Regions from separate parts of the Homo sapiens genome. Here regions 1, 2, 3, 4, 6 and 7 are each linked to region 5. A link is a loop called in an ENCODE intact Hi-C map of the cell type or tissue named here. Cell type or tissue: PC-3. All regions are shown on one strand. Each heading gives the region's core, and the rest is flanking DNA. Links, peaks and the distances in the headings are about the cores only. Region 1 holds the start of STAG2 (STAG2 cohesin complex component). Region 2 overlaps SH2D1A (SH2 domain containing 1A). Region 3 overlaps SH2D1A (SH2 domain containing 1A). Region 4 has its middle 38 kb from the start of TEX13D. Region 5 has its middle 120 kb from the start of TEX13D. Region 6 overlaps STAG2 (STAG2 cohesin complex component). Region 7 overlaps TENM1 (teneurin transmembrane protein 1).

Evidence for each region. A loop is a pair of places that touch in the nucleus more often than their neighbours do. Peaks named below come from ENCODE experiments on the same cell type or tissue, not always from the same donor. Only the 100,000 strongest peaks of a DNase experiment are listed, where the experiment ranks them.
Region 1: it touches region 5 in a loop (15-fold over the local background); 14 of 110 quality-filtered maps call a loop at or near these places.
Region 2: it touches region 5 in a loop (6-fold over the local background); 10 of 110 quality-filtered maps call a loop at or near these places.
Region 3: it touches region 5 in a loop (5-fold over the local background); 26 of 110 quality-filtered maps call a loop at or near these places.
Region 4: a loop joins it to region 5, with 4 times the contacts of the local background. A loop is called at or near these places in 3 of 110 quality-filtered maps.
Region 6: a loop joins it to region 5, with 4 times the contacts of the local background. A loop is called at or near these places in 7 of 110 quality-filtered maps.
Region 7: a loop joins it to region 5, with 6 times the contacts of the local background. A loop is called at or near these places in 25 of 110 quality-filtered maps.

The regions. Positions count from the first base shown.
Region 1 is chrX:123,958,127-123,962,831 of GRCh38, reverse strand. It overlaps STAG2 (STAG2 cohesin complex component), which reads right to left and starts at 1,126. Exons shown (of 35, transcript NM_001042750.2): 1 at 976-1,126. It overlaps STAG2-AS1 (STAG2 antisense RNA 1), which reads left to right and starts at 1,491. Exons shown (of 2, transcript NR_130770.1): 1 at 1,491-1,643; 2 at 3,427-3,599. RefSeq lists enhancers at 1-68, 1,497-1,546, 2,527-2,716, 2,245-3,160 and a silencer at 1,037-1,176. In PC-3, for the core only: a CTCF peak has its summit at 2,345 (motif pointing left); DNase peaks (open chromatin) are centred at 1,191 and 2,411; H3K4me3 peaks cover 3,661 bases; H3K27ac peaks cover 2,827 bases.
Region 2 is chrX:124,348,319-124,353,023 of GRCh38, reverse strand. The region is part of intron 1 of SH2D1A (SH2 domain containing 1A); the gene reads right to left. Among named protein-coding and RNA genes, the nearest start is that of SH2D1A, 4.1 kb to the right of the region's middle. In PC-3, for the core only: no CTCF peak of the experiment used is centred there; no DNase peak of the experiment used is centred there; H3K27ac peaks cover 1,425 bases.
Region 3 is chrX:124,368,753-124,373,457 of GRCh38, reverse strand. SH2D1A (SH2 domain containing 1A) reads right to left here. Exons shown (of 4, transcript NM_002351.5): 3 at 3,138-3,282; 4 at 298-2,107. The coding sequence ends at 2,067. Among named protein-coding and RNA genes, the nearest start is that of SH2D1A, 25 kb to the right of the region's middle. In PC-3, for the core only: no CTCF peak of the experiment used is centred there; no DNase peak of the experiment used is centred there.
Region 4 is chrX:124,292,093-124,296,797 of GRCh38, reverse strand. No RefSeq gene overlaps it. Among named protein-coding and RNA genes, the nearest start is that of TEX13D, 38 kb to the left of the region's middle. In PC-3, for the core only: no CTCF peak of the experiment used is centred there; a DNase peak (open chromatin) is centred at 2,757; H3K27ac peaks cover 681 bases.
Region 5 is chrX:124,209,050-124,213,754 of GRCh38, reverse strand. No RefSeq gene overlaps it. Among named protein-coding and RNA genes, the nearest start is that of TEX13D, 120 kb to the left of the region's middle. In PC-3, for the core only: a CTCF peak has its summit at 2,224 (motif pointing left); DNase peaks (open chromatin) are centred at 2,224 and 3,804; H3K27ac peaks cover 1,421 bases.
Region 6 is chrX:124,096,210-124,100,209 of GRCh38, reverse strand. The region is part of intron 34 of STAG2 (STAG2 cohesin complex component); the gene reads right to left. Among named protein-coding and RNA genes, the nearest start is that of STAG2, 140 kb to the right of the region's middle. In PC-3, for the core only: a CTCF peak has its summit at 1,925 (motif pointing left); no DNase peak of the experiment used is centred there.
Region 7 is chrX:124,386,809-124,391,513 of GRCh38, reverse strand. All of the region lies in intron 31 of TENM1 (teneurin transmembrane protein 1), which reads left to right. LOC105373331 (a long non-coding RNA gene) reads right to left here. Exons shown (of 2, transcript XR_938576.1): 2 at 1,684-3,725. Among named protein-coding and RNA genes, the nearest start is that of SH2D1A, 43 kb to the right of the region's middle. In PC-3, for the core only: a CTCF peak has its summit at 2,757 (motif pointing left); no DNase peak of the experiment used is centred there.

The DNA.
Region 1 (4,705 bases), core at 456-4,455, 250 kb after region 5:
CTCCAGTGTGAAGGGAAGATGGGGCTTTATGGTGGGAGAAGGGGGTGGCCCGCGCATTTTAAGGAACCATTGCAAACCAACACAAGCGCCTCGTTTACTTTAAATCTAACCTTACAGATCAAAAGTTTCCAATAGATATATCATGTAAACTGTAAATTACCATTTAATCCAACACCATGGCCCTCAATTTAAAAACTACATCCAAGAGAAAGAAGGAGGGAGAGGGAAGAGGGGTGGTAGGCAACAACATAAAAAACATTCTAGGCCACGGAAGAGAAAGTCTCACAAACCGGATGAAACTACTAATACAATATTAAAAATTAAAGCCGAGCACTGAAGCACGAAAATCACACGATAACCCATTACAGTTAAGGATTAAAAATAAAATGACATATGCACCAAGGGGGAGCGGAAACTAAATGTCGAAAGTACAGCGGTTTATAAAAAACTAAAGGCAAAACAAGACATTCTCGCGACGGGGGGAAAAAAAGGCCGAAATCAACAATACGTTCACAATTCTAGGCCAAAAGAAAATGGGAACGGGGCTCAAAGTTTTGCGGAACTACTTGATGCTGTTTCCCACACCTTCTCTCTCCCACGGCCCATCCGACCCTTTTCGTCCCAAAATCGCCGTCCGCAGATCTCCGGATCCAGGGGAGAAGAAAAAAGAAAGTCGACCCCGAGCAAGAATAAAAGTGTGGAGTGAAAACGCACAGGCTGCCTACCTGGGGCAAGGATCAGCTCAGTTCGTGCCTTGAGAAAGACAGTGCGGGTGGGGGTGGGAATGAAAAGCAGCACTAAAACTAAAACAAAAGTGGCGCCAAAACCCCCCAACAAACAGCCTTCCACTCCCGCCCTTCCCCCCTCCGCCCATGCCAGGCAGGCAGGGCCCCCTTCGGGGCAAGGTCTGCGCGCGGGGGCCAACACCGCCAGACCCCAGCCAATTTAGAAAATTGTTGCCCGAAGAAAACTGACCGAAGTCGGGCCTCGGAAGGGATGGAGAGATCGATGCCAATCGCCTTCCCCAGCAGTTCCCCCACCACGCGCTGGAGATGATGGGGCGGGGGAGAAGCAGAGGGGCCCGTCACATGAATGTTGTTCCCTCTCTAGGAAGGGAGGAAGAGAGGGAGGGAGGGGGGAGGGAGGGAAGGGAGGAGGGGAAGGGAGAAGGGAGGGGGCACGAGGGAGGGGTGTGATCAGAGTAGATTTTCCCTCGCCTCCCTCGGTCCGAGGCCCAAATATACACAACTGAGCCTCCTTTCTCCCCTCCCCCCTAGGTTCCCAGCACCACCATTTTGCTCTCTGCCTTCCCCTCACCGCGACACCGCGCTCTCCCCCACCCCAACCACAGCCTCCCGGCTTTCCTCCCCCGACTACGGCTCGCACCCCACCCCACCTCCAGTTCGGGCTCTCCTAGGCTTAGGAGCCTGCCGGAGAAAAGGAACCTAAATCTACTGCTACACAGAGAAGCGGAGCCTCCATCTTGCGCTGCTCCGCGTTCTCCATTTTGGGCCACCCATGGGGGGGGGGGGTCTCCGTAGAGGCCCCGAGGGAGAGTTGGGCGAGGGAAGGAAGAGAAAATCTTCAGCGAGGGTAGTCGAAAAGAAGAGCCCTGCGGTAGAAAGCCACTCTAGGAGTAGGAGGTAGGGAGGAAGGGGGGCTGGAAGTTCCTTGGAAGTGTTGGGGTAGCGACTTGGGGGGAGAAGGGAGAAAGGAGGGCGGGGGGCGCCGCGGGGGCGAGAAAGATCCTCCCGCCTGGACTCTGCCCCCCGTTCCATGGCTGCCCCCCATGGGGGCGAAGAAAGCAGAGGGGAAATTCAATGGCAACAGAGTGCCCAACCTCTTTCCCTCCCAACTCCTCTCTCTCGCCCTGTTTCAATCATACACACCTCACGGTGGGCCAAGCGCCCTCCGGGTGCCCCTCCAAACTTCTAGAAGCTTCGCCTCCGCCATTTTATAACTTACCTCCCCCCTCAGCGTACACAGAGGCAGCAACGAGACTGTTCGCCTCCCCCACTCCTCCTTCTTTCTCAGGCCGGGGGCTTCTTCACCCCTGGGCTGGTACAAGATATTTTTCCCCTTCCTCTTCTTTACACCCTCGAATTCTACTCAGGGACGGAAGCTCCCGCGGTTCTAGAGCGGTGGGGGGTTTTGAAAGTGGCGGTCGGATCCGGCGGGGTTTTTTTTCTTTTTTTTTTTTTTTTTTTTTTTTTTTTTTTTTTTTTTTTTGGTGGCGCTTCGGGATTGTTTGGGGTGTTCGCTCTTCGGCGACTTGGAGGCGAATGGAACGCGCAGGCGCCATCTGTCGGCCACGAACCCGCGCCCGGCTCCCGTTGGGAGGGAGCGGCATCTAGCGGCAGAGAGTTGCCACTGCAACGCCTGGCTCCCAGCCCTCCCACCCAGCGTCCTCCTCCCAGTCACCGACCAATCGTGGCCGACTGACTCCCGGGTTCAGCGTCTCCGACGCCGCCCGCAAACCAGGCGCCCGCAGGGGCGCGCCGCCGAGTGGGGTAAACAAGGTGCCGTGCCCGCGCCTGACTTACTCATTCGTTTGGCCGCGCTTCCGCCGCGGACCCGATCGAGCCGCGGTTCTTCTGTCTTTAGTGGGGTGTCGAGGGGAGGGCGGTAGGAATGTCCGGCGGAGCCCTGGGCCGTGGGAATCCAGAGGCTGGCTGGGTTCGCTCCGGGACTCGTTCCCCGGGCCCCTCCGCCCCTCGCGAGGCGCTAAGGTGGCAGCCCAGTCGGGCATCACCCTTCGAAGTCCCCTCTTCTGACACACCCCTGTGAGGGGCCTGTGGCCCTAGTTCCCGTACCTTCGATGCCCCCTTGTCCCTACCCCTTCCCACCAAAAGAACCCAAGTCGCTTAACTCTGGCACCTGATCCTAAATGGTTTAATGGAGCTACTTGGGCTAGATCGGGGGCGGAATACGGGTTGGTTTTGTTTTGCTTTTTGCTTCGGGTGTGGAGAGAGAGCGAGCTGATTCTCTACCAGTAAGACCTAGCCCTGGAAAAGAAAGAAAAATTGTTTTGCTTTACAGCCCACTGGTCCCGTCTCCGAGAAAACGTGGTCTGTATCTCCAGGTTCTAGGAGTCCTAAAGAACTGGACTACTAGGCTAGGCCGGGCGCTCGACCAATTTGTTCGCCACTCTCGGGGCGGGGGAAGAGATAGGACCGAGCGAAGTGGAGGGAAATCGAAATTTGGGCAAAAGGAGTGGAGGGGGACCTACCCCGCCTCCCCCGCGCATCCACTGCCTTCCTGGGCGGGTGCAACCACGCGAAATGGTTGGGAATTTAGGTTACTTCGCATCCTGCCTTCCCATCCCTCCCCCAAGATGTTTGAAGTGCGAAAAGACCCTTTCTGCTCCTCCGACCCCTGTTAACTAAAATCTTTGTCACCCTTTTTTTTTGTTTGTTTCGAATCCAGTGTATTGGACCTTTGACCGCCAAGAGCTCTTTACTCGGGGGAGAAAAACTCGAGGAGGGCCTATCCCCTCCAAAGCGCCGCTTTTTCCTTGGACAGGAAGAAGTGACCTATTGCAGTGTCTCCATTGCTGTTATAGAAGTTCGTAGATTCATAAAATAGTGTTTGCTTAAGAAGTCTTCGTTTCTGTTCCATTTTTGAAATTTTGGTTAAAATATTTCTTAAATATTAAATTACATTTCAATTAGAAGAAAAGAAATAAAACGTATTAATAACAAAACAAATTTTCCAACTGAGAAATAGGGTGAGCCCCGTGTAAATCATGAAGCTTTCACCCCGATATCACTTCTGAAACATTCCTAATGTAATATAACGATTATTTTCAGTCCTTAAATTATATTCCTTCCATATCTCTTGTTAGTTTCTCTCCCATCCTCTGTGCTTATTGTTTTTTCTGCAACTTTACAAAAAGAGTTATAGTATATTTAATCAACTGGACAATAAAAGTTAAACAGAAACATCTGAATATCAATAACAAGAAGTAAAATCTGAGACATTTTTACTTACCTCTAAAGCTCTGGAGAGTGGAATACTATTCAAAATAAATTTCCATTTCTTTTATAGACCATCTTTGGTAGAATGCTATACAGTTTTTAATAGATTCAAGTTACAGAATGATGCAGCTAGAACATTAAATAGAGAGTAGTGGAAAATTTACAGAGTTATATAAGTTAATGCAAAATTCCACTTGAAGTAATAGAAAAATTGGGCCGTGTACCAAGTCATTTTTACATTAATTTAGTTCAATTGTGCCAATTTAATCTCAATTGATATTAAATGATTTCCTGTCTTAGTATTAGCTGAAAACTACTGATTTTCTGCTCCAAACATCACATTTATGGTACATGGTACAAATAGTTTTTTATCTATTTTATAAATTTGTATTCTCAGTTAATTATCTATGTAGCAACTGAGATTTTAAACAATTTTATGCTTAGAACAAAACTGAAAAGTTCTTCTGTTTAGCAAATTAGCTCTGATTTTGTGAAAAATACCACTGAAGATTAATAACAAACTGGTATAACATCAGAAATAAATGTTGTAGCAAATTTTTACTAATATTTAAGAATATTTTACAGTAACCATTTTTTTTGTTAGAGCTCTTTCAAAAAAATACTTATCAAGACTTCAATATGTACAGAATGCTAGGTGCCCCAGTCCTATCATAAGAAGTGGAGTTTATTTCATGGGGTACTGAAAAATATAAACAATTCACCCTTTG
Region 2 (4,705 bases), core at 328-4,327, 140 kb before region 5:
ATTTATCATTTCTATATGTAAGAACATTTCAAGTACTCTCTTCTAGCTATTTCAAAATACATAAGATATTGTTAACTATAGTCACCGTACTGTGCGACTGAACACTAGAACCTATTTCTTCTATCTAACTGTCTGTTTGTACCCATTAGCCAACCTCTCTTCATCGCCTTCCACCCTTCCCAACCTCTGGTAACTATCATTTTACTCTCTATCTCCATATGATTGAGGAATCCCACTACAGGGTATCTATCAAAAGGAAAGGAAATCAATATATCAAAGGGATACTTGCGCCCATACATTTATCACAGTACTATTTACAGTAGCCAAGATATAGAAGAGTCCAGCAACAGATGAATGGATAAAGAAAATGTGCTATGCATATACAATTGAATACTATCTGGCCATTAAAAAGAATGAAATCCTGTTATTTGCAGAAATGTAAATAGAACTGGAAGTCATTATGTGAAGTGAAATAAGCCAGGCACAGAAAGACAAATATCATGTGTTCTCACTGGCATGTGAGAGCTAAAACATTTGGTCCAATGAATTTTTTTTAACTTAATAAAATGATTCTAGATTTCATTTTGAAGAACCAACAGATAAGAATAGCAAATAATTTTTAAAATATATTAAAACATTATCATACTATAGTGCTATCAGTGCAAGAATAAATGGATCAATTGAGACAAATAGATAGTCCAGAAACAGTAACTGTTATATATAAGAATTTAATATATGGTAAAGTCGGCTAGCAAATCAATGAAGAATGGAAGTTGTATTTATAAATTATATTAGGACAATTGCTAGCTATCTGGAAACAAAATCAAATTAGATCTTTTATCCACATCAAAATACAACTCCAAATGGAATTAAAGAGGTAAATGTAAACTAACAAAACCGTAATTTAAAACAAAAACTGCAGTGAAGTTTTATGACATATCTCAAGGGGAAAGGACTTTCTAGCCAAGGAAGAAATCAAACACAAAGAAAACGAGTGACGTATTTGACTACTAAAAAGTTTGATTTTTGTATGTGTCAAAAAAAGTAAGGGCAAACACCAAACTTAGAAAACATACCTTGCAACAGATCAAGGATTAGTATATATATAAATTTACAATGTGTTAAAAAAGTTTGATTTTTGTATGTGTCAAAAAAGTAAGGGCAAACACCAAACTTCGAAAGGATACCTTGCAATAGATCAAGGATTAGTGCACATATATATATATACACATAGAGTGTGTTTAAAAAAAGTATGATTCAACTGGTTAAATGAGAAAAATACACAAAAAGCCAAATCATGGGAGGAAATACAACAGCTTAACAACCATATAAAATGACAGTCACTAACCAAAGGAATATAAAATGTGGAAAATAAAGAGATAGAGTGTAAATATAAAATAAAGAATAACAGGCCAAATGTCAAGGGAAAATTTTCTTAACTACAATACCCACTTCTAGTGAGGGTGTGGTGAAATGGACACTGATGCATTACAGGTGAGCATGTAAATTGGAATAACCATTTAGGGAAAATATCTCATGATCATGTATATATCAAGAATCCTAAGCTGTTTATGTTTTCTGACCTAGAAATTCCACACTGGAAATTCATTCTAAGGAAATAATCATAAATGCAAGGAAACTTTAATGTACTGAAATATACATCCTGATGGAATTTATAATAACAAAAATATGGAATGAGTCAAATGTCTAAAAGTAGGTGACTGGCTAAGCAAAATATGGTATACTTACTAGCTAGCTGGACTACCATGCAGCCATTAAAAATAACATCTTAAAGTTGTCTCTAAGAACATTACATATGAGTGTATTTTTTTCATATTAAGTGGGAAATGGGAAACGTATACAATTGTAAGAATACAAGAACACAATCATATTTTTAACACATGTAAATTTATATATAAATATATATAAATATATATTTATAATAATATATATAAAAATATATATTTATAATAATATATATAAAATATATATATTTATAATAATATATAAAAATATACATATTTATAATATATATATAATATATTATATCTTATATACAATATATAATATATTATATCTTATATACAATATATAATATATCTTATATACAATATATAATATATTATATCTTATATACAATATATAATATATTATATCTTATATACAATATATAATATATTATATCTTATATACAATATATAATATATTATATCTTATATACAATATATAATATATTATATCTTATATACAATATATAATATATTATATCTTATATACAATATATAATATATTATATCTTATATACAATATATAATATATTATCTTATATACAATATATAATATATTATATCTTATATACAATATATAATATATTATATCTTATATACAATATATAATATATTATCTTATATACAATATATAATATATTCTATATTATACTATATAATATAGTATATAATATACTATATATAATATAGTATATATTATATATTATATATAGTATATAATATATATTTATATATTATATATAGTATATAATATATATTTATATATTATATATAGTATATAATATATATTTATATATTATATATAGTATATAATATATATTTATATATTATATATAGTATATAATATATATTTATATATTATATATTATATAATATTATATATAATATATATTTATATATTATATATTATATAATATTATATATAATATATATTTATATATTATATATTATATAATATTATATATAATATATATTTATATATTATATATTATATAATATTATATAATATATATTTATATATTATATATTTTATATTATATATTTATATATTATATATATTAGATATTTATATATATATAAATATATAACATTTGGTGTTTGCCCTTACTTTTTTTGACGCATACAAAAATCAAACTTTTTAGTAGTCAAATACGTCACTCGTAAGAATACAATTGTAAGAGCACACGTGCTCAAAAAGCAATTCATCTTATTAAAATATAGAAGAAAATTCACCTAATTTTTAGCAATAGTCATCTTTAGGTTATAAAACTATAGATGATTTTTCTCTAATTTCTATTATCTATATGTTTCAAATTTTCTATAATGAATAGGTATAAGGAACTATTTTTAATAGACTTATACAAAAATCTATATTTATTTAGAGAAAGTAATTGAAAGAAATACTTATTACTTAAAATGAAGGTGAGCAATCCTATAAATGGAAAACTCCTTTAGTGCTTTATGAAGCAGTTCAATTTTCGATTTTCTAAATCAGAACAGAAGAAAAGGCCATATCTGAAAGCCATGATTAGGAGGTTCAGAACTGGGGAAAAGGGCAAGCATCGTTTGAAAGTACAGTTTAAAGTACAGTTTGAAGGCATATGAAATGTATTATCTCTACAATAAAAATATAAAAACTATAGCTCAATTAAATCTTCTTGGTTAATAGGAGTAAACAAAAGATAGAATGAGAAACCATTCTGAGTAAACCCTACAATCAATGCATGTTTGTCAGCTATACCTTGTTGTCCATGTGTATATGATACCACTTATATTGTTATTTCGACTGCATATCATAAGTGTTCTGGTTTAAAATGAGTACGTGGTTTATTTCTAAATAAAATCTGATTTTATAATTACAGTGTAGCACCAAAAAGAGGGAATGAAATTTTTACATTTATCAAAAGGGACACTCAACTCAAAAACATTGAGAAACTGATAAAAGGCAATGTATCCTCATATCTTCCCTCTGCAGCACATTCTGGCTATCACCCTAACAGTCACATAAGACTTTGAGGCCCCAGTGTACCATTTGAAAGACACCGTAAGGGAACTCCCAATTTGTCTAGTATTTTCCGCTACTTCACAAGGAGGTTTTCATGGAGAACTAAGAGTCATAAAAACTGCATTTATGCAAGATTCACTTTGGGCGAAAACTTAAATGCTTGATAATTTCTCACCTGCCTAAGTTAATTCCTCATGTGGTTCCGGCCTACATAGGCAAAAGTCTAAAGCTGCCCTTCTCTCTTGCATAAGGTACTTAAGGCAATCTTTTGCAGAAGGTAGGATACACATTACTATTCCTGTTTTATAAATATGGAAACTGAGTCCCAGAGAATTTGAGTGACTTTCCCAGAGTCCATACCCTAACCTCTCAATGGCCATTCCGTTTATTGCAGTAAAGAACAGAATTTGCCTTGACAGTTTGTTAATTCAAAAATATCTGCTGAGTGCCTATTATGTGTTCCTGTGTTTCTGGTGATGGAGACAGTATCTCCGCCCTCATGGAGATTATATTTTTGCAGGACAGCCCAGCAATAAGTAGGTAAACAAGCAAATTATCAGATAGTTTAAAGCTCTTTGAAGAAAAATAAAGAGATGGAGTGAGTGTATCAGGGACAGGGAGAGGGCACTTGTTCTAGATAGGTGGTCAAGCAAGTCCTCTCTGAGGGAGGAGACAGTTGAACAAACATGTGAACTGAAGGTATTTTGGGCAGAAGGAACAATAAGCGCAGAAATCCTAAGTGGGGGCATTTTTGAGGAGCTTGAGAAACGGCCAGGAGCCCCGTGAGGCTGAAGCCTTAGGTATATCTTGCCTCTCACTATACCCTGTTGTCCCTCCCCTGCCCAGACTTGTTTTGTACATTCTTTTTCACCTTTGGGTTAAGGAGCATGTTATCTCCTTTGTCAGCTTCCCT
Region 3 (4,705 bases), core at 389-4,388, 160 kb before region 5:
GATATGACCTTTCTGTAAAGGTGCAAGTGATTACGTACTGGAAAATAGCAAGGATGCTCATGTTGGGAAAGAAAAGGTGAAAAAAAAAAAAAAAAACTTGATGAATAAAAGGCCAGCCAAAGAAGACAGGAAGTAGGCTCATCAACCGGGAACTTGGACAGCAATAAAATCAGAAAAGCACTTACCTTTTCCAGGGAATCACTCCGATAAGATAATCATCAATCCTTTATTTGGTTTATTAATAGCATCAGTCTCTGAATATTTTATAAGGAATTATAAGGAATATTTCAAGACAAATTAGGTAAATAAAGCTTTCAAACACTTTATTTAAATGTGAAAGACTTGATGATTCAAAAAAAGCTTTTTTTCAAAAAAAGGCTCTTGGAAGTGAACATGCAAACATAATTCATATGTTTAGGATTATTCCAGAATGAACACATTATAGAGTTAAAATTAGTTACGCCTATTACAATTTAAACTCAAGCCATATAATTAAAAATTATTAAACCTATGCAACTTATTATGAAAGTAGGATTTTTAAATTCCTTTACAAGTTCATGTGATGCTTTTACCTCAAGAAATGGTAAACCACCCATAATGCATTACTCAGGCCACACTCCACTTTTGTACTCCCACGGCATCCATATTAAATGCTCAGAAATCAGGTCTTGCCAGTACATGGAGAATAGCTCTGTCTCTCAGCAGTTCACTAATTAAAACCAAGTTCACCAACACCCATACACAATCCAGAATTCCCAGTTATTATTTTACAGTGAAGCTTAGCCTTTTCATATGGCCCATGGACCAGAGTATTTGCACTGACCTATCTATCTGCCTCTAAAGACCAGATCTACCTACACACGGGGAACCTCGCTTATCATGTACTTATCAACTTTCATTGTTATTTTTTCCTTGTCTTTTATTGTTATTTTCTTTCACTGTCTTTTATCGTTATTTTCTTTCACTGTCTTTTATCGTTATTGTTTTCTCGTCCAACAAGACAGTGAACTGAGAGCAGGGACCAGGTGTTTTTACTTCTATGCCCTCAGCGCCCTATTATGTTTGTTGAGTGAATGAATTCTGTGAGCCCTGTAGCAAAGTGACATATAATCAATCACAAAATCACAAAAATATAAATGTGAGAAGAAAATGCCGCATAAAATTCTGTATCTCGTGTAGGTTTCAATCACTTGGAATTTTTTTAAAAAATAATACAACCATAAACTTTCCAGTGGTTTTGTAGGGTTACTTTAAAAGGAGGCTTGTTACAAATCAGTTACTCATGAGCTGCAGCTGCTGAAATTTCCCTTCAAAATGAGGTCTTCCATGTAGTAGAAACAACTGGGGCAGAGGTAAATGAAAAGAAAAACTCATTTCATTGGATTTGTAATACAATTTCAAATCCTGTAGCATCAAATACGATAAACATGTTTAGAGCATATTTTAAATTATAAGATTTTCAACTCCAGGTTGGTCTGTGGATTTTACTGTCCAATATCAGAACACTAGGCAAGAAGGTTGCTTTCAGAATTAAACATAAATCCTTCACTCTTTGTTTAGTGCTTGTTTTAGCACACAGTATACAGCTTCAAAAATCCCAAAAGAGCCTATGACACCATAGCTAGTGGAGAACTTGGCAAAGACAAGGGACACCAGCCAACTTCCCACCATACAATCAAGCAAGACATTTTAAAATTAGTAGCTATAAAATAATATTTCACTAAAAATGGAGCTTTTCACAAAAACTGAGGATTATTTTTATTTATATTTGGCAAGAATTGACATTAATCCTTTATAAAGTATTCATTATCCTTTTGTTTCCCATTTGTAAATATAATAACTGAAAATAACCTACGGAATTACTTTTTCCCAATCCTCGTTTCAAAGCTCCTCACTATGTACAAAAGTCCATTTCAGCTTTGACGACATGCTAGATGCTTCCATTACAGGACTACAATGGCTTTAGAAATGCATTTGTAGCTCACCGAACTGTATTATCTACAATATATAAGACTTAGCATATATTTAAATTATAGAAAATAAAGTACAAGGTGTTTTATTTTTCTTCATGGGGCTTTCAGGCAGACATCAGGATCTTCTCTTATCCCTAAAGAAAAATAACAAAAATCAAGAAAAAATAAACTTACAAACTATTAAAATTACAGATTAACTCAAACTTATAAAATTTCCAACTGCATAAAACTCACAATGACACAACACAGTAATATACCTCAAGCAACTATTATTTAAAACTGAGTTATAAAGAATGGAATATTAGGCAGAAAAAAACAACTAGCCAACTTGGAAATTAGAGCTCTATTTGCATTTGTATTATAAAGGCTAACTATTCATTAATTTAATTCACCACTTGAGTCTAATTGTCAGTTTATGCCTGAGCCTAGGTCCCTGTCAAAAAGGGACTCGTTTTCTTTTATCATAAATATTTATTGTTTCAATCAAGGCCTATCCTCTTACTCCAAACAAATGATAAACCCCATTCAATAGAGGAGTAAACAGTCACGTATCAGATAGCTACAGACATTGGCTGGTATTCAGTCTTTAGCACGACACATACACTAAAATAGGTTTGCTCAGGATATGTAACAATATGTGCCAGTGGAACAATAAAGTGCACTATTTAATTTCCTTTGCTTCAGAAAAATGTCATTAATTCAAGCACCACCAATTCAGAAATCAGAATCATGTGTGCCAGGCTAACGTTAGCTTTCATGTCCCTGAAGGAAAAAACAGTTTACTAAGCAAAGATAAAGGACAGCCCAGGTGTTCTCTGAATTATACCATCTTTCACATTATTTGTGTCTGAATTAGTGAAGTGAAATCATACTTAGCTACCTATTAAAGGGACAGGAAAGAACAAGATGAGACAGACAAGAGCAGTTAAAATGTTATGGGCTTATAGAATTTTTGATGTTTTTACAGAGATTTATTAAAAGTTATTAGAATAATAGATGAAAATTATAGCACATAAATTGTCACCTCTCATTTGACTTGCTGGCTACATCTACTTTCTCACTGCATTTTTCTTACATAACTTCTAATTGATTATATGGTTATGAACAGGTTGACTCATAACTCTGAGCTTCCAAACCCTGTCAAAAATTAAGAGGAAATCATACCTGTAGTACCTTGTGTACTTCTAGCTGAGGACTTCTTCTCAACTGGATACTGCAGAGGTATTACAATGCCTTGATCTGGCTTCTGAAATGCTGAAATGAGATTTTTTATTTTCCGGAAATATCTTTTATGTACCCCAGGTGCTGTCTGGAAAATAAAAGGCCAAGCAAATTATTTACCTATCTCATAATGATACAAAAAGACCTACAAAATGTGCTAGGGATGCTAAGAGAAGTAACATTTGTGTAACTTGTTGAAATATTTGAAAACATAAGGAAGAAGGAAAAACAACATTCCAGAAGAGCTTACTTTGGTTGGCTGAATTTCCCTGCAAGAGGAGCTAATGAGCTGTCATTTCAGTTCTCCCAAAGGTGGTATTAGTTTGTACAAGCTCTTGCTCATTGCCCTGCCCTTCCTGCCTGCTCCCCATCAGACATCTCAAACCTCTAAGGGTATACAGGCCATTACCCACAATGAATTCACCAACAGAGGGGATGCAGTTAAACAGGAAAAAACAAAAACAAAAACAAAAAAACAGATCCTACAGGTCATTAATAAAAAGCCTGAGGAACAACAACAAAAGAAAAACCAACAACCCATCCTCCCTGCCATCATCCCACAATATAAAATGCTACACAGGAAATTAAAAATTGGCTGTTATGATGCACACAGTGCACGGCTAGTTCAGTCCTCATACTCTTTCACCTCACAATATTTCCTGCGCCATTCTTCACATTAAATTTTTTCCTCCTTGGGAAACTTCCCTATACTCCCAAAATTGTTCTCTCCATCAGCACGTCACTGTAACAAGGTTTTCTCTATGACATGAAAATGAAAGACTATATAAGGTCACCTTTATTTATTTATTTGTGTGTTTTTAAAGAGACAGTTATTTGCAGGTGACTATTAAAATGTGTTCCTTTCCTGACATCAGTTGTCTTGCAAAGACACTGCCTGAAATCAACAACAATTTCCTGCAAAAGCTTATGAGCCAAGCTTCAGGCATCAGCTCAAACCTGTCATTTTACGTAAAATAAAATAGTATTGCTATGAGCAATTGAACAATGACTAGTTTTTTTTTTAAGTTGTTTTTCAGCTATTCCATCTGGTAGATTTTTGAGGTGGGAGCTGTTTGTTTTTTTAGCATTTAATGAGAAAACATGAAGGCGAGCATGAAGACTTCTGTCAGCTAGATAGTGGTATGCTGAAGATAGCATACTACACTATCCATAGTAACTCTCAGTCATTTCCTTATGTTGGGGTAATTTTTCATTGAAAACATGACAAAAATTCTTTTTAGCTCTATATTAGTGTTCCCCCATATGTTCACAGTAGATGTAGAACACTCTCTCACCCAGCTCCACCCCACTCTCTCACCTACCCTCCACCTTCCTAAAGCTCGATTGAGAACTCATCCAAAATAACATGGCCATTCTTGCAGAAGTCCAAACAGTTCGTTGGTTCCAAGATAGAGTCTCCAAATTGCAAATGCAGGTCATAGGCACAAATTGCCTCCTTATACTTTCCTCAGTGCACTTTTTCATTTTCAAAGCACATTCCTATCTCTTGC
Region 4 (4,705 bases), core at 430-4,429, 83 kb before region 5:
ATGAAATTAGAGTGTTTTATCAATATTAATTTCCTAATTTTGATAATTGTGCTTTTGTTGTGTAAGACATTCACATATATAAGAATTCATTGTAGTATTTTACAGCATTTTTTAAGTTAGAAATTATTTCAAAAGAAAGGGTTGAAATATTTTGTTTAATTAAACAACATGAATGAGTGACCAGGAATCCACAGTATCAGGAATCTGGGCTTCTTTCATCCTGTTGTTTTATCTTACCCAAATTGTTTCCCTCATATGCATGTTCCAGGCTGGTATACCCTCACATACATCCATGTTCCAGGCAACAGGATGAAGCAGGTAAGAAGGACACAATCTGGAAATTGCAAGTGTCACTTCCACTTGTATTCCACTGGCCAGAACTTAGTTACATAGTCACACCTACCTGCAAGAAATGCCAGGACTTATCTTTATTTGCTCATCTAAAAATTAGGGGATTTGTTACTATTTTAGAAGGGGAGAATGGAAATTGAAGGGCAACTTGCAGTCTTGGTCATCTGATATAGAAAACAGTGGATTTATCTTAGGAAAGCAAGAGAGGGAAGTTCTGGTATTACAGCTGTGCAGCAGGCCTCAAGAACAACCAGACCAGATCAGAACAGGAAAACAGAGAATCTAAAAAAGGAATGTGACTTCAATGGGATAAATGGCATAGTGACAGATTTGGAAAAAAATCTCAAGATATTACAAAGTTAAATAAAGTTAGAAGAAACTGAAAATGCAAGTTTCTTGGTGTGATTAAAGGTGACTTCTACACACACACACACAAATACACACACACACACACAAAGACTATGATTACATTGGTTTGTTTAATTTCAATTTGTTTAAATTAGAACATTTAAAAGCTAGCTTTTCCCTTAACTTTTAATTTAAATTTACAAATATTATTCTACTTATTAGTCAGTCCAATTTCTAACTTAACTAAATTATCTTAAACATTTTCAGCTGCATTTGTAAATTTAATATATCTAATTTTCTTTTTAAATACTTTAAATGACCCTAGCAAGCACTAAACAACTAAACAAGTACTTAAACAATTCTAGTAAATACAATAAATGAAATGTATAAATATGGGTGAATCTTTAAGTCTGTGTGAACATTCTAATACTGCTTAGAAACTTAGAGCTTTCTTATTCTTTTCAAGATGAAAACACAAGTATAAAATCAATTACTCAGTTGGAATCATAAAACTAATCTGATAGATACTTTTATACGTCAAATTATCTTAAACATTACAAATGTTTAAAACACCACATGTACAAATTGCCTCAATGATTACAAAAACACCATTTCTGAACTTAACATGAAAGTACTGGTGTTTTCATTTTCACTTATTTAGTGATGTCTATACACAATTCTAAACTTTCCCAACATTAAAAAGCTACCCACTGTGGAAGTAATAATACTTTCTCAAAATTGGGATCACTATCACAGAGGATTTCATGTTTATTGACCAGAGCTTTTGGCTCGGACCTGAGATTCTAATACCTTCTACAATGTGGATGGAAAAGTTGAGTGCTTTTTCTAATAGTCATTATGCCAGTAGAAACCCTTATGTTCAGATTTTCCAGTGGTGTGCTCTCATAGCCCAAATACAATAAACTGAATTCAACTTATACACTACATAATTTTTCCTTCTAATTTGAGTCTACAACCCCACATCCAGGTTGCTTCACCACTTGATTGTCTGATTCTGTCTTCTTAATATTTTCTATCCTAACAGGGCTGCAATGCTTTAGATATTTAAGTAACAACAAATTGGATTTTGTATACTCTCCAATACTTCATCTGGCTTTTTTTTTTTCCAAAACTCTAATGACAAAAGAAAGGGGTAAAGGATGAGGAGATAAATAAATAAAAGCAAACTCCAGGAAAAGCTTTTAAATGTGCAGGAAAATCGTGATCCAAACATCAAGCAAACTGAAATAGAACAGGTTTTATTTGATTGATGGATTTAAGAAAATACGATAAAACACCCACATAGAGAACATCCATTTCACCTTAAGACTAGGATCCAGGCCAGGTGCAGAGGCTCACTCTTATAATCCCAGCACTTTGGAAGTCTGAGGTAGGAGGATCACTGGAACCCAGGAATTCAAAACCAGCCTGGGCAACATGGTGTATTAGTCCGTTCCCATGCTGCTATAAAGAACTACCTGAGACTGGGTAATTTACGAAGAAAAAAAGTTTCATTGACTCACAGGCTGTAAAGGAGGCATGGTTGGGGAGGCCTCAGAAAACATACAATCATGGAGGGGGGCAAAGGGGGAAGCAAGTACATCTTCACATGACTGGCAGGAGAGAGAGAACCAAGGGGGAAGTGCCACAGATCTTTAAACTGCCAGATCTTGTGAGAACTCACTCACTATGAGAACAGCAAGGGGGAAGTCCACCTCCATGATCCAATCACCTCCCACCAGGCTGCTTCTCCAACATGAGGATCACAACCTAACATGAGATTTGGGTGGGGACACGGAGCCAAACCATATCACATGGCAAATCCCCATCTCTACAAAAAATAGAAAAATTAGCCTGGCTTTGTGATGCATGCTTGTGGTCCCAGATACTCAGGAGGCTAAGATAGAAAGACCACTTGAGCCTGGGAGATAGAGGCTGCAGTGAGCCTTGATCTGCACTCCAGCCTGGGTAACAGAGTGACACATTGTCTCAGAAAAACAAACAAACAAAAAAAAAACACTAGGATCCATAGAGGATGTAATGTAATTTTAGTACACTGACTGTCTTGGCATTTCTTGACCCAACATTACATGACTCAGAATTGAATAATCATGCAAACATATATGCTGTTTTACTTGGTTTTCAAATTTTAGAGTCTACCTTATGGACAAGGCATGAAAGCCTTGGTTGTATTTGCAGGATTGTATTAGTGAGGATTTAGCCAGGAAAACTGAACCATTATGAGTATGATGGAAGAAGATATTTGTTATAGTAATAAAACTACAGTCATCCCTGGGTATATGCATGGAATTAGTTTCAGGATCCCCAGTGTATGCCAAAATCCATATATACTCAAGTTTCACAGTCAGCCCTGTAAAACCCACATACATGAAAAGTCAGCCCTCTGTATAAGTGTGTTTGACATCCCTGTGTTTGGCCGAAAATTATCCACATATAAGTGGACCCACACATTTCAGACATGTGTTATTCAAGGGTCAAACATACATAATTGGGAAAGAGGCTGGGAAAGTAAGGACCAGAGAGAGTTGGAAGATCAGAGGAAAGTCACTAAACAGCCAGACGTATCCAGTTACCAGAGTGGGAATGGAAAGGATTGCTGATAGAGAAGTCCCTGGAAAGCTGTTTCCCTCTGCATCTAGTGGTGGGTCTAGGGTAGGGTAGCCAGATTTTGCACATGCATGCATGTACACACATACTATAAGTGTATATGTACAATGTGTGTAAAATATGTATGTAAATTATATAAGTGTGAAATATGCGTAAAACCACACATATGTAAAACATATATATATATACACATATGTGTATATAGAGCATGGGCCATACTTATACTAATAAATATAGTGTATCTAAAATTCAAATTTAACTCTGTGTCCTGCATTTTATCTGGCAACCTGCAATACTAGCCTGGGTTTACTCACTCTTACTGGCAATTGGGAAGAAGAGCTGAATTCTGAATGGAGAAAAGCAAGAATAAGCTGGAATCAGCAGGCACCTCTATGTCTAGTTCTCGCTGCATGTAACAACGACCCTCAGAGAGTGAAATAGCTACTTCATTTCTGTCTTCCAAATCTTGCACAAATTTCTCTTTTGGCCAACTCTCACCTGGTGCCACGGAGGGAAGGGGATTCTGGAAAATGTAATTCCAGCTTAGCCAAACTAATAAAAATTACAAAGGATAGAAACCCATCTAATATGTTTGAATCATATGAACTGTACTGTTGGTAACCCAATAGTAGATGAGGATAATTGTTCTATATAAAACTATTTCAACTAATGAGTAGGAAATATTATAGAATTAAAATACCACAACTTTACAACCTCTGTGACTTGATAAATATAGGCATTAAGCATTAATATCTGTTCATATCACAAAAAAATAGACAACCAGACACTATTTGCCTCCCATAGTCTTGCCAAACACCACCTATAATTTTGCCAAAGAAATCAAATCTGAGTCTGATGCAGTCTCTGGATCCACCTGCCAATTTGTCAAAAACACAAAGGACAGAAAAATGTGTTGGACTCCACATAAATGTGAAATTAGCAAAACTCAGATTATGAGAAATTACAGATATTATTCTCCGAGTTCAAGAGCTAAATTGTAAAGAAGAGAAAGATCTGAAGGGTGAACTAACAGATTTTAATTAAAAATATATCAAAATGTGCAGATTTAATCAGACTATTTTTAAAACATAAGATAGTGATTACACCAAAAATCAGGATAGTGGTTCCTTAGAATGGGAATGAGGAAGTTGTAATTGGAAGGGAGAACATGGAAGGGCTTCTGGGGTAGCTGGCTAAATTCTGTTTAGTGATCTGGGTGATGGTTACAAGGATGTTTTCATACAGTCCTTCATTGAGCGATATATGTTTGTTTTGTTTATTTTCTGCATCTGTTTTTATTTACAATAAAAATTTTTTAAAAGCAATTTGGAGGAAAGAGATTATTTGGGGAAGACTTAAAATATCATTAAATATCAAG
Region 5 (4,705 bases), core at 295-4,294:
ATTTCTAGGGTATTCCTGCCAAGAAAATGTGGCCTGAGTCTAGTCATAAGGAAACGTGGCTCATCCTACAAAATGTAAAATCAGTAGTTGCTAAAACTGTTGAGGACATGAAAGACAGGAAAAATCTATGGAACTCTCTCCGATTGAAGGAGCCTGAAGAGATACGACAACTAAATACTAGATGGACACTGATGACAACTAATTGCTGGTAACTAAGTGTTCCTGGATGGAATCATGGACCAGAAAGGAAAAGGAGACATTGTTGGGACAGTTGGCAAAGTTTTAATTGGGTCTGCAGATTGAGTGGTAGTGTTGTACCACTGTGGATTTCCTGACCTGGAGAGCTGTATGCTGGTAGGTTAGGAGAGTGGACTTGCTAGGGGAAAGACACACTGGAATATTTAAGGATCATAGAACATCATGTCTTCAGCTTACTCTCAAGTGGTTCAGAAAAAGACTAATGTGTATATATATATACACATTAATATAATAATGTTTATATATTATTTATATATGTAATAATGTTTATATATATATGAGAAAGAGGGAGCAAATGCAGTAAAATGTTAACAAGAATCTAGGTGAAACAGATATGGAAGTTATTTGCACTGCATTTGTAACTTCTCTGTAGGTTTGAAAATATTTCAATATGCAGTATTTTTTAAAACCACACAATTGCTTATTTTACCAAACCATTTCAGATCAAAGACTCATTGCTTAATTTCAACTACTCAACCAATTTTATTCTTCAGGGCAAAGGGGTAAATATACGGCATGCATAACCCCAAACCACAGATATGCAAATCACATTGCAAACCAGGCCCCAATTCATACTAATTCATCAACGTTTCCATGCCTAGTGCTACATCAGCACTCTCAACTCCAACCAAGATACCAGGGTTCACCAACTTCACTTGCAACATTGCAGGTGCTCATTGCACAAAACAGCCCCACCCTCGATATGATGTAACAAAAAGGTTCTCCTTTGTGGTAATAGTCTTTATCTATCATCTGTAAGTTTGGCAAAACTGTAACATCTGTCTCTTATGCCCTTCCCTTTTATTTTCTGCATGGCTCTTCCTTCTGTCACCTCATTTTCTGCTCCTGATGCCCTTATGGCTCAGGTGGTTATTTGTGCTCTTGTAGCTAACATCTTACATAGAAGGCCTGCCCTGTCTTCTCTCGAGATTGTCCTGGTCCACAAACAGATAAGTTTGACTACATGGATATTCAAATAGTAAGTAACTATACAAAAGAAATTCAACAATATTAATAATTAAATAATACAAATTAAACCCCAATGTAGTTATTAGTTTTAAATTAGTACCAGTCTTTACAGCAGCATGATGGTAATATATATTGAGGATCATGAAACTATTCATGCCTTGTGTCATGCATTTTGATACAATAATCCTACTTTTAGAGTAGTTACCAGAAACATTATTCAGAAAATAAAGTGTTATTTATAATGTTGAAAAGATGCAAGTAATATAAGTATGTGATGTTCATGCATTTTTTTCAACAAATAATTACTGAGAACTTTCTATGACCAAGTATCTAATAGAATAGAGCAGTGTTGAAGTGTTATGACAAATCAACACGATGAAATGTTGTATAACCATTAAAATACTAAGTAGAATCACTCATAGAAAAGTGTTTATGGAATGATGTCAAATAGAATTCAAAACTTTATAGACACTACATAGACTATGTACAGACTATAAATTATAATAAATAATATAAAACTGTGTATGGACTGTAAAGTATAAAATTTAAAAATTGTATAGGCGCTATATAAAACTGTACAAGGTATAAATTAAAATATAATAAACTTTGTTAGGTGCTTAAGTATCTCATTTAAATGCTCACAGAAACTCCAGTGTTATTGTCCCCATGGTACAGATAAAGAAACTGAGGCTCATGGGGATTATAATACAACACTAGACTGCGAGTTCCACAAACTAACATTTTTGTCTGTACTGTATCCCGTGTCCAGAACAGTGCCTCACATATACCAGACACTCAGTAAATAGTTCTTGACTACCTGAAGTGGCTGAGTCATGATTGGGACCCAGTTCCCTATCAGAGCTAATACTGTCATTCAAATAAACTAGATCCATCAGGACCTCAGAATGAATTCAGAGATGGGCTTAAAGAGTTTCAAGTTCTTTGCTGGGTTGCAAGAGCCTCATGTCCTTTCCTCTCCTTTCCTTTCTCTTTTACTGTCTGCCCTCTGGTGGAGATACTAATGAGTAGCAGAAGTCACGGAAGAAAGGGCCAGGGTCATCAATGACTGCACAGATCACTTATGTCTTACCTGTATGTAATTAACACCTGTTCTCTAGTTTTGTCTGTTCTCTAGCTGTAAAAACAAGTGGACATATTTTCACCAAATTTGAAGGTTATTTTCAAGATGGTCTGGCTTAAAATACATCATATTAGCACAATTTACTTTGGGGATGCTGTAGGGCACATTGATTATTTTTTTCCTTGCATTGAGCTTTGTGGCCCATCATTTTATGGATTTGTATGAGTTAAGAAACTTACACTTTTTGAATTTTTCTAAAATATCACAGATTAAAGAGAATATTCAAAAATTTCATCAATTTTTCAAAATAACTTTTTTCTCCACACAATGAATAAATTTAAATGCTACAAAATTTGTCCCAAAGATGAAAATATCTTAGTTTCAAATCACCAAGAGTATTTGTTTTCTTTTACCAAGAATAGGAAGTCATAACCAATAGTATTTTAAATTAGAATTTTTATGGATCTGGAAACCCAATTTTAAAGGGACACCCGTGCAAGGGCCAATTGCAAAGACAGGCTCTTTCAAGGGCAAATAAAATTGCAGTAAGAAGAATGCTTGGAGGAAGATGAGAAGAATCGTGTTCTTTCACAGGCAATTGAAACCAAAGTTCAGTTCAAAGAGACATTTGGCTGCTGATCAGGAGATACATGAGATATGAATTCAGATGCTTCTGTAAGAGAAAAGAGTGCTTTTACATTTGAACTCCAAATCAATTATGCCAAAGAATCTACACTAGTTCTATGTCTGGAATCTGAAAGGAGAGTCTAAATGTTTCAAGAGAAAGGTCATGTTGAAACCAATTACTAAGCCCCCAAAGTTACTAAAATTGTTATTAATGGAGCAGTTTCCACAATTCCAATAATTTAAGACAAGATCAGAGCTTAAACTGTGTATGTCAACGGGGTACAATAGGAATCAGTATTTAATTCTCCCAAACCACTGGTTCCTTCAAACTACTGCTTCATCTTTTAAAGGCCGTAAGTACCAAGTGAATATCTTTTTCACCCATGGCTATTAATAAGTCCCAAATGCAAATGCCTCAAATAATTGGCATTGGTTTTTGATAGAGCTGCTTCTCACATAGGCAACACTATGTAATGTGTGCCTGAGTGGTGAGCAACAAGGATTTACCCAAATTTACTCAGGAGTATAACAATAACTATGACCTCTAAAGAAACTTGTTACAAAGTTGGAAATTATTAAAGCTCTGAATTAATTCAACTAGACAAAATCATCATAATGTTAACGTTAGTGTTTTTATTGTTTCTATTAAACTTTATTTAATGATAGTTAATTATTCTCCTGTGGAGCACTGGGAGTCTCCTAGAGTCTCTTTTTTTTCTTGGCACTTATAATGAAGGCAGAGAGTTAACTCCCAGTTTTCTTTCTTATTGACAAAAGAGATCAGCGCATTAAACACTTGGAAAGCCCTCCCCGGTGACTAGTACAGCCCTTGGCAAATAGTAAGTACTTAATAAATATTTGCCAAATGATTTAATGAACCACCCTTATATGAGTTGGAGTTTTTTGGTTGTGACAAAACCCAACTCTGGCTAACTTAGGAAAAGAGGGAATTTATTTGAAGGCTACAGGGCAGCGAACAGGTTTAAGAAGAGACTGGAAAAACCAACTCCTCAGAAACCAAAGCAGAAACCAGGGAGCTCCAGAAGATGTAGAGCAAGAACTGCTTAACACTTTATGCGGTCTTTTTATTACTCCATTCATAGATCAAATTCAAGAGGAAGCTTCTAATTGACCTAGCTTGGGTCCACATCACTACTCCTACACTAGGAGAGGGCAGGGTATCTTGATCAATATTCCTACCAGAATTTATCCAGGGTCAAAAAAAGAATCTTCCCAAAGGAAATGGGCATGCTTCTGCCAAAAGAAGGTAGAATGGATACAGAACAGGAAGGAAGGAAGGAAGGAAGGAAGGAAGGAAGGAAGGGAGGGAGGGAGGGAGGGAGGGAGGGAGGGAGGGAAGGAGGAAGGAAGGAAGGAATTTTTCTCTTTTTTTTCCTTTTTCTTTTTTTTTTTTTTTTTTTGAGATGGAGCCTTGCTCTGTTGCCCAGGCTAGAGCGCAGTGTCTCGATCTTGGCTTATTCCAACCTCCGCCTCCCGGGTTTAAGCGATTCTCCTGCCTCAGCTTCCCAAGTAGCTGGGATTACAGGTGCCCACCACCATGCCTGGCTAATTTTTGTATTTTTAGTAGAGACAGGGTTTTACCATGTTGGCCAGGCTGGTCTCCAACTCCTGACCAAAGGTGATCCCCCGCCAATCTCAGCCTCCCAAAGTACTGGGATTATAGGCGTGAGCCACCATGCCCAGCCAGGAATTTTTCTAAGTATTAAGTAAGAAGGTACTTAAAAGAAAATACTTAGAAAGTTATAAAAA
Region 6 (4,000 bases), core at 1-4,000, 110 kb after region 5:
TCCTTGGAAAGGGGTTAAGAAAGTCTTGCAAACTTGGCTATTTGTGCTGGGAAGTGGATATGGTTTTTCAAAAAGGCATTTGAGTATGCAGACCAAAAAAAATCTAAGAACAATTCAAGTATGTAGAAAGCAAGAAGCTTTCTTTAGAAAATCTGGCCAAAGTGAATGGAACAGAACTACAAATTTTAAGAAATCAAAAGGGTAAGGTAAAATCTGGGCAAAATGACTTACATTGATGCTTTCTATATACTCCAACTGAGAAAGGAATGTTAGGTAAAATCTAATAATTACTTGTCTAAAAGTAAAAGCAGATGATGAATGGAGCAACTCTCCCTTGTTCACTAAACAAGAATGGCATGTGACTCTTAGTATATATACTAAAAGTTAGGTTGTTCAATTAAAATTCTAGCACTTATGCCCATTAAGTAATATTTTAGAATACTATAATAAGCTATTAAGAACTGATATCAAAGCCAGATGTAATGAGCTGAAATATTACAAAGAGCTCTTACTTGTAAGTTAAATCTCTTATAAGTTCTATGAACAAAAGTCATAGAACTCATGTATTGTTTTGAGCTGAAGAAACTGTGTATTTGCAGATCCAGAAACAAGTATCTGATTGCAGCCTCTTTATAATGAATTATCAAGTAGTGTTTGGAATCCCAAGTAATGAAAACAAAGAGGACTCGTGCACCCAATTTCTTACCTGTCCATTCACAGTAACTACCACACTACTAATCCCTTGTCCTCTCCCCTTCCCGCATGCTTCAGGGTTCTCCTTTTTTGGTTCAAGTCAGAGTTTGGGTGGTTAGAACGTTTCCACCAAAAAGACCGAGATAATGTTTAAAGGCCAATTCTTACCATAACACTCTATGAATCTCGGTAGAAAAGGTCTGATGATGAATGAAAGTACAAAATCTTAATTAGCAATTTAGTATTGAGTATGGGATGAAGACGAACTCAAGTTCTTTCCAAACAGAGTGCCTGACTAGAAAGCACCCAAACACTTGAGATTCTTTTTGTTTTGTACAGACTAGGTTATAAGTAGATTCTCTTACTAGAACATTAAATTAGCTCCATTACATGGAGCCCTTCTTTACCAATTTTATACTATAAATAATTCTAATAAGAGAATCTCAACACAAGAGAATGAGAGTAGTGACACTTTCTTTTCTGTGCCAACACAAACTCTGCCTGTTTCTGATGTTAACATTAATAAATACTTAAACATATTTAATATCAAACTTCAGTGTATTTTGGCAATTCTGGCAGAAAACAACTGTTATCAAAATGGTATAAACCAATTTTGTGTCCAAATATAAAACCAGCTACACCATAAATCTAGAATTTTATGTATATGCAACACAAAATATGTTCAGAGTTTTTATATTACCACTCCTGGATAATGTGAAAATCATGTTTAAAAAGATATTTTTACGATTTATTTAGAAAATCTTGTTTAAAAATTAAGTGTTTAAAAAGATATTTTTTATGATTTATTTAGAAAATCATGTTTAAAAATTAAGTGTTTAAAAAGATATTTTTACAATTTATTTAGTAACAAACTGAAGTGTCTACATTAGGGTGCTTTGAGTTACTTCCCTTAGAATTGGAGAATCTCAGAACTGGACATTAAAGAATTTAAATCCCAATTTTGCTACTGTTTAGATGACTCCGGTATTATGGGCTTCAGTAAGAACAGATGTGGGGTATTGTATAAAGGCAAACAGAATTTGACATTCAAAATTTTCCATTATTCCATTTCTTAAGTTATGGTTAAGACAGTATGGAGTATAGTTTAGTGTATATTTAAAAAATAAACTGTTAACTTTAAAAAAAAAATTACATGGTCAAAGACTTCTAAAGACACCTAAGCCTTTAAAGATTACTGAGCATTCAGTTATGTGACTGCTGCCATCATGTGGTAATGCTATAAAACTACAGTTATAAGTACATGTGCTAATTTTCCTAATTTTTGTAGCAGAAGCAGCTAAACTATTATCAAATTAAGAATAAATAAAAGCCCCTCAGTTGTAACATTCAATATACATGAGAATGCTATAAAATCACTATAAATAAAAAATGACTATTAGGCCCCTATTTTTCTCTAAATGTTAAATGTCAAAAATAGATACACATAGTTAATATTGCTGTTTCATTATTTTAGTAATCTGAAGAACACCTTTTTGCAAATCTAGTATGTAACTAAGAAAACGAATGTTAAAAGTTCTCCTGACATTAGACAAATACATTAAAAAATGGTGATCCTAACTGCCCATATTAATTTTGATCACAGTTAACCATTTCGATTTCTTAATTACTTTTGTTGGTGTTCTCATCCAAATGGGGATTTTAGTTTTGGGAAGCACAACAGTAGAAGACAGCATGAGATTATTAAATCAAAAGGAACTGGCATCAAATTACTACTCGGACACTTGCTAACTGTATAACTGAGCAAAGTCACTAAATGATCTCTTCAGTCTCAGCTTGCTATGGTATGAAAGTGGAAATTCCCATTACCTTTCTCACACGGTTGCTGAGAGGATCAAAATAAATCATACCTAGCACAGTGTCTGTCACCCAAACTCTCAGCTACTACCTTCCATACTTTTCATTTCAAAGTGATAGTCAAGGTGCACTAGAATATGAATTCCTTAAGGACAGGGAGTGTCTTATTCGCTTTAGCACCAACTTCTGATGTAATAAATTGTTGAATAAATGCATTTCATCGCACCTGCTTGAAAATATTCCTTTACCCCTCATCACAATCACTACCTCCATGTTTTATTTAACAAACTAAGATGATACATACTGTTAGATTAATTATCAAGAAAACCATAAACTTCAGTGTGCAGTTAAACTATAGACTTATGAGTGCAACAGGTCATTAGGTACTATAAAGTCTTGCTACTCAAAGTATGGTTTGCAGACCTGAAGCACTGACAGCATTTGTTAGCAGTGCAGAATCTCAGGCCACACTTAAGACCAATTGAAGCAGATTCTACTTTTTTTTTTTTTTTTTTTTTTTTTGAGACAGGGTCTCGGCTCTGTCACCCAGGCTGGAGTGCAGTATTGTGAACACAGCTCACTGCAGCCTCAACCTCCTGGGCTCAAGCAATCCTCCCACCTCGCCCTCCTGAGTAGCTGGGACCGCAGGTATGCATCTTCATGCCCAGCTAATTTTTTTAGTTTTTGTAAAGATGGGGTCTCACTGTGTTGCCCAAGCTGGTCTCAAGCTCTTGGGCTCAAACAATCCTCCCACCTTGGCCTTCCAAAGTATTGGGATTACAGGCATGAGCCACTGAGCCCGGCCCCTTGGCCTTATTAGTAAACATGTTAGTGTGAATTAGTTTGTCAAAATAGTTCTAAAAGCTATCTGAAAGCAGATTATGAGGTAGGAGAGGGCAAGGTGGGAATGGTAGAAATTGTACATAGAAGGCAGGCCTTTGAGGATGGTATAACCGTCACCTGAGGCAGTAGGTGTGAGGAACAAGGAACATAAAATGGGTAGATTCTAAAAAGGGAGATGGCAGGGCATTTAAATGATTTATTCATTTGACAAAACTAAATATCTATTGTGCTGGGCAGAACTAAGAATGAATAACATCATCACTGCCTCAGGGAGTTCAGTCTAGTGAAGGACCAGGGCATGTAATATCCTATCTCACTACACAAGTCTGGTAATTATTACAATAAAGTGTGTACAAACAGTTAAAGAAGGAGAGAAAAAAAAATCTGTGGAAGTCAGCAAAAATTCCACAGGTAATGTCAGAATTAGTATCAAAGAAAGACTTTACTAGGAGGAAAAATAAAGGGGAATTTCTGGCAGAAAAAAGCTTATACAAAGTTATGGAGTCAGGAAAGAGCATAGTGTATCTGAGTGGAACTACAAGATTTGATATGGCTAGAGCATAGAATACATGTAAGGAAAAGGCCAAGGTTAAGATGGCAAGGGAACCAGATCATAAAAGGCTTTGTTTGCTAGGCTGAGGAGCTAGAA
Region 7 (4,705 bases), core at 414-4,413, 180 kb before region 5:
ATCCATAATGGGAGCTTGTGGCCTGTGTCTGGGAATAATAGAAAAATATTTTAATCCCACTACAGGAACCATTTGTCAAACATCAGCCCCTACAGAGCAAAATGGTTTCTGGCCAGATTGGTACCAGAGGACAGTAAGAGTAATTGATCTCTATCTCAATGTCTAATCTCCTAAGATAGTGCCTCTTGTTTCCCAAATCTATTCTTTCAACACATTTAGGAATTCATCAGTCCTAAATTAATTTCTACAAAAATTGAAAAATGGCTTCCCTTGAGAATTCAAGGGTAATCAGTACAAGGTAGCTTCTAGATGTTCTTAGAGAAGTCATAGGAGCTCATAGCTCACATGACAGATTTCCCTATTGGTACCAAATAATGCCCAACTTTTCTGATACGCCCTCCCCAAAGTTAAACAAAAATAGTGTGCCAGTGGTTATATGTCATTATCAAACCATGTTACTAGTTCCCAGAGTTTGTTGCTGGAGAATTTACCAAGTTGGAAATGCCTGGAGATGAAGCAGAGTTCACTTGGGAGCCAGGGCAAAAGGAAGGAGTCCTTTGGTGAATCCACCTCATGTCCTTTTTTGCTAGAAATATTTATCAAATCTATAATCTATCCTCTACACTGGCAAAATCTGAATCTTATAGAGCAGGTCTTTCCTCTTTTGAATTTTGGTAACAAGAATGATTGGCAAAACCGTGTGACTAGTGCCTACAGAATGCCAAGCCTGTTACAACATTAACTGAATCCAAAAATTTGCTGGTATGTGTGCATAGGCAAAGTATTTCTTAAGGTGTATATTGATGACCTTCATATGAAAAAAACAGTGCTACTGATCACTAACAGAATATTAGCTGAGTTAGTTTTTCAGAAAGGAAGACAGGTTTGCACCAATCTTTCCACAGGTCCCCCATGTGACTAGTTAAGTAGCCAGCACTCCTTAGAAGCATACGTAGGATTGCACTCATAATTCCAACCTCATTGGCACCAGAGTCCGACCAACTGAGCTAATTGCCTATAGACAGTCACATCTAGGTCTCATAAGACTTTCCCCTCTAGATGACGAGTTAGTGGGTGCAGCGCACCAGCATGGCACATGTATACATACGTAACTAACCTGCACATTGTGCACATGTACCCTAAAACTTAAAGTATAATAATAAAAAAAAGACTTTCCCTTTAGACTATCTGCACAATAACATAAGAGCCTATTGAAAACTTCAATTTCATCCCTGGGTGCAGTTATTTAGCCTCTTCTCTGACACCAATGAGGAGATTTTATTGTTTCTCTTTTCCGAATTCACTGATTATTCCATCAAATTTACTTAAGCAAAGAATCACGTGAAGCAAACTTCACAAGTTCTCTTTGCTACAAAAACGTAGTTGGCAATAATTGCTAAGCAAACAAACAAAAACCTCGGTGAGACTGCCAGTGTCTGCAGTGGACAAAAATAAGACCTTCCTCACCCAGAATAAGGTATCAAGACAAGTCCTGGTAACTTTCTGACCAGTGAGACAAACCAGCTTATTTGTACCTTTGAGTTCACTTTTGTTCCTTTCTTGATTTTATATTTAATTTGTTCTCTAATTAAAAGGGTAGCTACTGATTTAAGCAGTCCTGTTATGCAAAACTCAGAACCTACAGAACGCATAATTATGGAACGATTCTTTACTTTCCAAAAGTCATTTGTCATAAAATTGATTTTATTAACATTATTATTACCAGTAATCATAACTAATTCACTGAATAGATATAATTAAATGAAATAACTTAATATAAAACACCCAAGTAGAGAATTTAAATGCTAGCTAGCACTTACTGCCACTTGGAGGTAAATCAAAACAAGAAAGAGCAGAAGAAAGTAAGGGAGGGAAGAAGGAAGGAAGGGAGGGAGGCAGGGAGGGAGGGAGGAAATTAAAGCATCTTTGAAATTGTGATTCTAGAGGGAAAAAGGGAAAGAACATTGAATTTACCAAAATCCCATGTAACATGTAACTTTTTCACTGACTTGAGGTTTTGTATCTCCTTGTGTTCTTTCCAGTCCTCTCATTAATATGGCCTTTGTGGCACATTCTCCCACTATGACAGGGGCAGAGCAGGGATAAAGAGGCTCGTTCTTGTAGTATATTTTAAACTAAGAATTCTCAAACTTTAAAATGGATTTCTCTTTTTACACCCCAAAATACTCTGGTATTACCTTGTGAATTCGCTTGCCATACCTGTGTCACGATGTATTAAAAAGCAGCAGCAGATTTTTCACCTTAACACGCAGAAATTTTGTGAAAATAGTTTGACTTCTTCTAGAGTAAGTGAAACTTATGCATATCATTTTCATGCACAATGGTTGTAGCCATTAGGAGAAAAATAATTATTTGGGTAATGGCTGTGGTTGCTTAATGATCTCTTCCCTATTAAAAAAATCAATTATTGTTTCTTAAATTTTCTCTATGTGGTCATTAATTCTCTGTCTTGATTTATGAGACTTCTCTGAGTTAATTATATTTTGAAGACTTGTGGGCTAAAATTTTGTATTAGAGTAAATGTAAACCTTTCAGTTTCCTAAAATAATTCTTATGAACTTCATTTTTAAAATGCATTTAAATATATTTTATAATCATTTAATAAGATACTTTAGCCTTATACATTTACAGCAATTGCCTCTTTGGGGCTGACACTTTCAGAGGCTGCCTAGAGAGACAGAACGACGACTTTGGCTTCAGCTTCCAGGTGGCCCCACACTGCCATCTGGTGGTCATTCAAATGCTTTAACTTTTCAAATTTCTGCTCTCATTTCTAGTCTTGTTCAAATAAGCATACAGCCATGATTGCTGTTGCTGTTGTTGTTGCTTTTACAATTATCTCTTTTAGAACCTCACAATCAATTAAAAGAATAAAAGTCTCCCACTCTGTTATTTGGACTAATAAGAAATGGCCTTTTATCCTATAACAGCATTGTGGACATTGGATAGATTCATAAGCACTGTTTTTGAGCAAACTGATAATAATGCCCACCCAAAGTGAAAAAGCAGCCAAATGAGAGCTAAATGGTATTTTGGCAATGTAACAGTTACATTCATTTGATTTCTAATCACATCATCCACATTCTTGCCATTGGCAGGAAGCTTTGAAACAGACTAAGGGCTTTTGAGACAGCCCAGCATCAGCACCACCTAGGAACACGGTTCAGGCAGTGGTTTACTGCAGGCAGGAGGATGGGAACAGAGGAGAGAATAACAACGACGTGCCATAAATACTTGGAAAGGCTGGTACAGTGACTGGAAAAGGCATGGCCCAGGCAGGCTGGTACTAGATAATGTGTGGGGGCCATATGGTGATAGTCCCTGGCCCGTGTCACAGGTGACAGATGTCATTTACTCACAGCAAGTTGACAGAAGAGAGTGGAAAGGAACTGAGAAATGTGACTTTCAGACTAGAGATAATGCAAAAGCTTTTCCACAATTCCTGTACAAAGCTTTTCCACCCCTGCCCCCTGCCACCTGCTTTCCCATTCATAGGAAAATTTCTTGCTGGTTCTATTGAATTCTGCCTTGGTCCAGGGAGGCAGTTCTCCCTTAATGTCTCCAAGCCCATTCAGGATTTCCAAGTCTCCTTCCTTTTGTTCAGGAGGTTTTCAGAGGTCACAGTGGTGGAACTGTAGGCTGTGGCAAGCTGCAGGTTGTCCACAAGTGACGAATTGACAGGATTTCTGCACTCACCTCTGGCTCTGCAGGCGTAATGTTGGTGGAAAAGAAAGAATGAACAAATGAGCAAATAACCACTGACTTTGACTTCATGGTACTGAAATGCAATTCAAAGTCAATAATTCTCAGAAGGGTAGGGAGGATATGCAGTTTCAGAAAGCACATTCAATATTAGAATGTAATGTCATATTTAGAAGATATAAATGTACATTACATATACTTGTGTAATTCACATTCATAAATATTTATATAATTTGTGCTTAGAAAATGAAAATATACCTATTGTTTTCATAACACAAACTTGAATAAATAACCCTCAACTAAATCTCTTTGCTTGAAAAGGTAATTTTCTAAAGGGGAAGGATAAAGCTCCTCTAGGGAGTCATATCAGAATCTCCAAGGATGAGAAATTTTTATTTTTATTAAAAGATGAGATGCACATGTCAGTCAATTAGAGTCCTCCCTAAAACAGTGCTCCTTTTATGTCTGCATTTAGAATTAAAACAAGACAATCAATATTTATGAAACACCTGTTACCTGCATTATACCTCAACAAACAACTGTTTCTAAAATACAGATCAGTTTGGGGGAGAGGGGCTGCATAACCAGAGAATCATTCAGTTTTAATGACATGCTTCCCTAATATTAAAACACAAATGGAAATGTGAAGTTAAAACATCAATTGCAAAACATTAATAGTGCCATAATAATATTTTATGCACAATTTTTAGGAAGACATCTAGTATGTGAAGTCAATCAATACTTTATGATAACTATAAATTAATTTGTGAAATGCCCTGCCATCCATTTACCTTCCTCTGAAACATATGCACGTTGAAGTAACCTTTCTAAAATACCAACTTGACAGTTTCTCCCAGCTTGCAAGTGCCCTCTTGCAACCGTCCCTTAACTTGCTTAAAACCCTTCAAGAGTGCCAGATGCAGTGGCACACATTGGTAGTCCCAGTTACTCAGGAGGCTGAGACAGGAGGATAGCCTAAGCT